2 separate regions of the Homo sapiens genome follow, and region 2 is linked to region 1. The links are chromatin contacts, found by Hi-C in ENCODE. All regions are on one chromosome and are shown on one strand. Each heading gives the region's core, a stretch centred on a gene start or an enhancer-like site at or near the end of the contact. The rest is flanking DNA. Distances are from core to core; before and after follow the strand shown. Region 1 holds the start of CCDC93 (CCC complex scaffolding subunit CCDC93). Region 2 overlaps EPB41L5 (erythrocyte membrane protein band 4.1 like 5).

Evidence for each region. A loop is a pair of places that touch in the nucleus more often than their neighbours do. Pooled maps may share reads with other maps.
Region 2: a map of CD8-positive, alpha-beta T cell shows a loop between it and region 1 (8-fold over the local background). The contact joins the enhancer-like site here to the promoter of CCDC93 in region 1. A Hi-C loop is called at or near these places in 2 of 168 maps with a recorded cell type or tissue (CD8-positive, alpha-beta T cell and naive thymus-derived CD4-positive, alpha-beta T cell) and 6 of 50 pooled maps.

Annotation. Positions count from the first base shown.
Region 1 is chr2:118,012,145-118,015,995 of GRCh38, forward strand. CCDC93 (CCC complex scaffolding subunit CCDC93) reads right to left here and starts at 1,926. Exons shown (of 24, transcript NM_019044.5): 1 at 1,810-1,926. The coding sequence starts at 1,851. RefSeq lists silencers at 1,414-1,463, 1,934-2,133.
Region 2 is chr2:120,176,622-120,180,587 of GRCh38, forward strand. EPB41L5 (erythrocyte membrane protein band 4.1 like 5) reads left to right here. Exons shown (of 25, transcript NM_020909.4): 25 at 1-2,498. Among named protein-coding and RNA genes, the nearest start is that of TMEM185B, 45 kb to the right of the region's middle. RefSeq lists an enhancer at 513-612. Within about 2 kb of position 1,395, at least 2 of the 41 ENCODE cell types and tissues checked have a DNase peak (open chromatin) inside an H3K27ac peak, as active enhancers do.

The sequences.
Region 1 (3,851 bases), core at 676-3,175:
ACATCTGCAATCCCAGCTACTGGGAAGCCTGAGGCATAAGAATTGCTTGAACCTGGGAGGCAGAGGTTGCAATGAACCGAGCTCACGCCATTGCACTCCAGCCTCGGTGACAGAGTGAGACTCTGTCTCAAAAAAAAAAAAAAGAATGAATTTAATGAATTAACTGGTCTAGTGACATCCTAATAACACAGACTATCCATATTTATATTTACTAGCTTCTGAACTAAATGATGATAAGTTATTGCTTGACCTGGTGAGTGTGGCCTCTTAGCAGTCAGTGAAAGTTTAAACGAAGGACATACAGCAGCAGGTTGCTCTTCATTAATTAATTTATTTATTTTCCCCCCAGAAAGACCTCCACTGATAGTACTGTGGAATATTGGGTTGGACGGATTTAAAGTAGAACGTGGGAGACCAGACAGAAGTCTACAGCAAAAGGCCAGGCAAAAACTTGATGAGAGCCTAGAATACAGAAGTGGCAAAAAAGAAAACTTCAAATGTCACAGTACAAATCCTATTGTTCACTATCCTGGGTCCCATCCCAGGCAACGTGCATGTAAGATTTTACCTAATACAGGGGTTCTGACAACATTATGCTTGTCAGGTTTTCTTAAGACAACAAAATGGACTTGCATTCGGGGAGCACACACTGACAAACAAATCTGTCCTTTCAGACTATATATATTCCCAGCTTCTGGACACAGAACACAGTGATCCCTCAATTAGTGGATACTTGTGATATGAAAGAACTGAGGATTTGGGAGGAATGCAGAGGAGTAACATTGGTCACTGGCAGGTAAGTGTGAAGGGACGACTCACCACGTCAAGCAAGCAGTCACCCTGCCCAATGCCTGCTCCAGAACCTTAGGAAAAAGGCAGAGGTGCGGCGTGGCTTCCATTTCTCTCCAGAATCCAGTAAACTAGACTAGCCTTTGAGTAAAATCAACTGAAAGGGACGACAGATGCAAACTACCTATGAGATGCTAAGTGGTATTTGCAGCCAAAAGAAAATGAATACACTTTCCCTGTATTCCCAGCAAACGTGGAAATCCGCAAACCACTCATGACCCCCTCCCTAGCACTAAGTGAGTACTTAACAAACACCTTTGGAAAAGAACCCCGCCCTCTTCTGGAGAAGCCGCAGCCTTTCCGCCCAGAGCCGGGTCCCCCGCCACACAGCACCCCTGGAGTGCGTCCCACCCCGAACGCCCCGGCGCGCTGACCCAGCGGGACACCTCCCTGGTGCGCGCAAGTCTCCCAAACTTCCTCCCGCCGCCCCGGCCCGGGTCCACGCAAGGAGGGTGGCATTCCCTCCCGACAGCAAGGCGGGTGGGGCGGGCCGCCGGGACTCTGCGGGGTGGCGGTAGACGTCCCAAGGTCACCACCCGAGCCCGAACCGCCTCGGAGAGCGGTCTCGTGACTCCAGCGCCCAGCAGCCTCGGCCCTCGGGGCTAGCCCTGCGGCGCGGGGTGGGGGAGCCCGTCCCGGACAGGGAGAAAGGTGGGAGCCCAGGACCCCGCGGCGCGTGGGGCTGCGTCAGAGCAGGTGTCGGGCTAGGAAGGCCACCTGCGCCCCAAGAGACCCGGGAGCGGCTTAAGTTTGTCCTCACCCGCCCGCCGCCCCCTGCCCATGCAGGGGTACCTGCTCCCCGCCTCCAAGAAGAGGGTCGGCGCTTCCCTGAGGTGGATACGCCTGAGGAAGGGGGCGGGGCGCCCCTAACGCACCCAGGGCCCGCTCAGCCCGCCGCCCCGCGGCTCGGCCCTCTCTTCAGGAACCCCGACGTGTCAGGGAAGGAGGAGGCGTTCTTACCTCCGGGAGACCCTGGCCCTCCGGCCCCCTGGGCAACCCCATGATCCGACCGGGCTGTCGTAAGGCGAGAGCGAAGCCCGCCAAGCGTCCGGAGGAAGCTGTCCCTGCCGCGGAGCTGCTACCGGGGTGGAGTACAAAGCGGAAACTCCCTCTGCCGCCGCCGCCGCCGCCGCCGCCGCCTGCCCGAAGCGCCGCAGCCGGGCAGAGCATGCGCGCTGGGGCCGGAGCGCGGCGCCACTGCGCCTGCGCCACAGCAGCCCGGGGAGAGGTGGGCTGGGCTGCAGGTCCTGGCGTTGTGCTGGATCATCGCGCCCGTACTCTGAAGTTTTCTCCGTGGCGCTCTTTGAGAGGGGTTCCTCCTGCATCTTGAGAATATTTTGCATTTCGGCTCCCTTCTCTTCTCGCTGCCATCGGATGCCCCAAATAGGTCCTGTCCCCTCGGTGAATCAGACTTCGGAAACCGCCTCGCTTCAGGGTCAGAGTCCAAGTACAGATGAGCTTGAGGATTCTGAATGCACGCCCGGCTCTAGACCTTACAGACACACGCTTGGACAGACTTCTCCATATACGACCCAGGAACGGACCCCTTGAGAAGGGATTCTTCAAGCCCGCTGCCCTCTCCAGCGTCCTGGCCAGTGGCATCGCGTTCCCAGGAAACCTCGCTTCAGATATTGCCCACCACCCCGCCCTATTCACGGTTCCTGGGTCTTCCTGGAGGAATGACATCTCAGAGAATGCGGACTCCTATGTTCATGTCATTTGAGCCGCCGCGTCCCTTATTTGATGTACCCCTTGTTGGTCCCGGAGGATGGCAACTAGACAAAAGGTCACAGGCCCCCACACCCGCTCCATAACGGCTTCTTGGCTTTTTGTTTCTTTTAAGCAATGAGGAAAGAGATGACTTTCGTGAAAACTTTTGCTGGAGAAGAGATCCTTCCCTCTGTATATGTGTGTGGGATGGGAAGTGTCAGACTCAGACCTTTAGTTCCTTGAGATCAAAAAGGTTTCGTGTTTGCTTTCGTCTCTTCTTTGCATCCCTAGCGTCTTTAAAAGAGTAGGCAGGCGCGGTGGCACATGCCTGTAATCCCAGCACTTTGGGGGTCGAGGCGGGAGTATCACTTGAACCTAGGAGTTGGAGACCAACCTGGGCAACATAGTGAGACCTCCATCTCTACAAAAAATAAGAAAATTAGCCCGGTGCCAGTGGTCCCAGCTAGCCGGTAGGCTGAGGTGGGAGAATTGCTTGAGCCAGGAAGGTTGAGGTTGCAGTGAGCTATGATAACACCACTGCACTCCTGCTTGGGTGACAGAGCAAGACCCTGTCTAAAAACTATATATATATACGTGTATATATATATATGTGTGTATATATATATACGTGTATATATGTGTGTATATATATACGTGTATATATATATGATGTTTTCTATTTTATTTTATTTTTGCACCTTTTGTACTCCTCCTGGAGTTCATCCTGACAGACAGAGGTTTGTCTGGAGCCAGAGCTCACAAATAGTTGGAACTGCCCTAAGGATGCCATTTTGTTCTTAAATATAACTAGCAAATATTACTCAAAGCTGTGCACGATCCCCAAACCCTGGTCCCCAATAATTTGAATAATCTGAATATGCAAGTTAAGGTATTGAGATGGGAACCCTCCTGTGTGGTATATCTTGCTCTTATCCTTTGTGAAGCCAATAAACTTCAATTTCTACTCTCATAACTTCCCAAATGTGTTGTTTTTGTAGTTTTAAAACTGTCATTCACTGAAATGGTATAGGTTGATGGGGAATGGAGAGTGATAATAATTTGTGGCCACTGTTGAGTGACCAGACAGGTACTGATGCCTAGGAACAGGTAGTAAGATCTCACATAGCAGGCAAGCCTAAACAGCTGTATATAATAGCAGCCTGGAGAATAACAGGACTCAGGCCACACCCTGAGTTCCCTGTTATAATGCTTTTGCAATGTTTTAAATAAGCATGAGTAGCTAACTTCCTCAGTAAGAAACTGTCCTTCCCGAGCGCGGTGGCTCATGTCTG
Region 2 (3,966 bases), core at 145-2,644, 2.2 Mb after region 1:
GGCTCTTGCCAGTTCTTAATTATAGGACATATTTTCTCAAAGCTGAAGGTGACACCTAGAACCAGGGGCTTGACCCAGGACATGATGGAATGAGCATCAAATTTTCAGTGTCTTGGCAACCGTAGATGTCCTACAGGGTTACCGTTGTGCTGCTCACCACAGAGCAGCTGAGGCATTATGCCTTGGAAGACCTAAATCTCCCATCCAGTTCAGGAGGTGACAACATCCTTATTTTAAACTTCCTAAAATTAGGAATTAGGTAGTTGGACATAGTCTGTGACCTTTATGTCGTTGGATACCTGTATTCTTGACAGTTAGAATATTGGTAGGGACTTTGTTAAAATTCACTTGAATTTCAAGCTCAGAGGAAACTTTGTCTCATGCCCTGACATGAAGTGGCAAACACGGAAGTTCATACTTGAATGCTGAATTGGCCCCGACAGATTAAATGCGTGTTGGGGATTGGTTTCCTGTCATAGCTGCTGCTGCTGCCATGCGCAGAGCTGCTGTAACAGCTCTTCCTGTTCTGCTCCCCTGAGAACAGTGTGGTGGGGAGAGGCAGGGCTGAGGTGGTCTACGAATGTGGCAGGTAGGGAAGGGGAGATGTCTGTCTCTTGAGAAGAGAGAGGCATGTGTGCCGGCATCCTTGATGGGTTCAAAGAGAAAGGTTGGAGATGATAGTGGGTGAGAAGCAGGCTGGTGAGACTGGGCTGAGGTTGGAGAAGGGGCAGCCGGGGGCACTGCTGAGGGTTTGCCGTGCACGCCTCGGACGGAGCACGGTGGGGTGGCGGGGAGCAGATAGTGCTGCCTCCCTGCGGGCAGACAGGAGAGGAACCTCAACTCAGTCCATTTCATAGCCCTGATAGGGGAAGTGGGAGTTGACAGGATGGTTTAAAATAAGACGTGAAGGTTTCAGTTACCTGCTCTAGACTTTGCCTGAGAACTTGTAAATTAATCAGTGAGACCTAATTTGTGACATGTCAGTAGCATCATCTTTTGACACACAGGAGGTCATGGTCATTTCATTCCTACTCTTCAGGAGACACTGCTGAACAGAGGAATGATTCTGTTCCTTGTGTGCTTACTTCCTTAACATTTATACATTGTTTTAAGAAAAAACTTTTAAAAATATTTCTTATAGTCTCCTAACATTTGTCTCTAGCCTTTGCCTTTGTACAATCACAGATATCCTATGGAGATTTAAGGATGAAAGCCCTGAGTTGTTCTTGGGTTCTTGGATCTGGACTACTTGTTATCTTATGCTTCTCACTTCTGGCTAAAACTTGCACCTCTTCTTCTCTTAGCTAAGCCCCAAAATGAAGATTTCCTTCAGAAGTCTTGTTAGCAGAATTATTTATCAGTCACAGAGAGAAAAATCTGCTATTTTTCTAAGTAAGAGTCTCGAGAAGCAGAGTTTTTGTCTTGTCATTGAGAGGAGTCAGCAGTCTTGTTCTGTAAAGGACCAGAGATGGTAAATACTGTCCCACTCAGCTCTGCTGGCGCAGTACAGCAGCAGCAGCCCCAGCACAGCTGTGTTCCTGCGGAGTCCCCTTTACAAAGCCGCTGACCCCTGATGTGAAACTTTGTAGAGCAGCAGAGTGGCTGCGTGAAACGGGAGGCTGGCAGGTCCTCAGATAGGTTCTGCAGTGTTACCTGTCACTTGGAGGCAGCCAACACTTCTGGACATTGCATCCTTATTCACACATGTGGCAGCTGAACGAGGTGCTGTTGTGGGTGTCTCAGCTCTGAGGGTCTTTGTGAGCTCCCACTGTTGTGGGTGTCTCAGCTCTGAGGGTCTTTGTGAGCTCCCACTGTTGTGGGTGTCTCAGCTCTGAGGGTCTTTGTGAGTTCCCACCAACTTTTAATTATTCATGCCCTTGACCATGTGGTTGCTTGGAGACCTGGGGTCTTCTGCAGACTGAAGAAGACACATTTCTAGATTATTTGTCCTTTTTATCCTCTCAAAAATTTAAACACTGTACCTCTTCAGTGGTCAGAAGAAAGTTGGAAACTTTTCCTACATATTAGGCGTTAGTATGAGGACATTTGTTTGAATTATAGAAATTTGCCCTGAGCTGAACTGGGTTGTGTTAACACATTGGTAGAGCTATGATTCCTTCCCAGTTCTAAGAGATACGATCTGTAAGTCCCTATGTCACCACATTGCTTGAGATGATCATTCAGTTACTTGTCAGGATTTCTCCTCTTCAGAGAGATTTTTTTTTATAGCACAGATTCCTTTGCCCCTTTTATCTCCTTATCTGGATATGATAAGTGGTTATGAGGGTCTCACTAACTATTTTGTGTTTACCTTTTATATGTGTAAAACTTTGCAGTAGCATTTAAAGTGTAATTTATTTTTCTATCAAGTGCACTATTCATTTAGTGTGTTCCAGTTTTATATGACTTGTATTAGAAACACTGCACTGAGTTGTTTGTACACTGAAATGAGAACTCTAGATGTAACTCTATTCAAATAAACCTTCGTGAGACATTCATGTTTTTGTGCACTGTTTCTGTTTCTTGGAACTGTGATTCCTACATGCTGACCTCAACAGAGTTAGACCAGATCCACTGTTGGTACAAACCTGAGGAAGTGAGCAGAAGCAGCCGCACTGTTTTTAGGTTGATTTCCATGTTTTTGTGGTGTAAATTTGGGAGTAGGGGCATTTTCAAAGGTTGAAAACCTCATTGGTCATCCCCAGCATATCCTGGAAGGCACGGTGGTCATTCCAAGGACAGCATGGTGCAGTATCACCACAGCTTTGGACATCGGATCTGGGCTCTACTGCTTAATACCTCAGGTTTTTTGTCTGAAATGGCACATGAAGTGTGTGTCACAGCGTGTGGTAGAGTATGCAGGTGTTGACTTCTCCTTCTCTTGGCGCCCACCAGTCCCCAGCCTTCTCTGGGTTTGCACTGCACCATCCAGCGAGGAACAGTGCCACCTGGGTTGGTTTCAGGACTTCTGCTGGGCAGAGTCATACTGCACCATATGGGTGTTGGCAAAGCTGAGAAAAGTTGGAAGTCTTCTCTTTCCCTCTCCCCTCTGTTTTCTGCCTGGGAGAGAGGCCCAGTTGGGCCCTGGAAACTAAGGAGCTTTTCTCTGCTTTTTGGAGATGTATGGAGAGGGGCTGGAACCCAGATGCAATCACCTGTACCAGGAGCTCTTCTAAGAGGAAGTTTTTGGCAATAAGTAATGAAAGCCACCAATAAGTAGCGAAAACAACTCACTGGAGAGATAAGGACTGACAGGAAGATGGAGGATGGGCAGCAGTGGAGGTGGAGGGAGTGTGGATGGTGTCTCCACAGGTGCTGCCTTTAGAGGGCACCCTGGCCAGGCTGTGGTTCCCCAGAAGGAAGGGGAATGGATACTGGGCTACCAAAATAACCAAAAAATAAACCCATTGTGTCACCCAGAATGGGCTTTTGTGGCCAGCACCAGGCCTGGAGGGGCTAAGAGGGTACAGATCTCAGGTCACTAAGGTTATTGTCAGGCCCAAGAAAAAGAACTCACCATTAGTTTGGTGGCAGGGTGGTGAGTCAGAGTGATCTGTCTCTGGCCCCATCCTTGTCCCAGCAGATGTTCAGCCCACTGTGCTTAGATTCCCAGGCTCGTCCTGAGGAGAGACCAGCGGGGTGGCAGAGCAGCCCCTCCCCCACAGCAGGGAACCCTCTGCAGCCCAGGCTGGCGTATCCTTCACACTTGAAGTGCACCAGTCAAGGATAACAGTCAGCACATGCTCTCAAGCTAGCAAATCATGATGTTAGGGCAGGAATTGATTTTCAAGATTACCAGTCCCAGCCCCTCAGTATGTAGATAAGGTCAAGAGAGGGACAGGAACTTGCCCTAGGTCACATGGCTAGGGATGGAAATTCAAGTCTGTGCATCCAGGACATCTTCCCTCAGCACTGCTTGTCTTGGCTCCCTAAACTAGACTTGCAGCAAATAGTAGTCTGAATCTG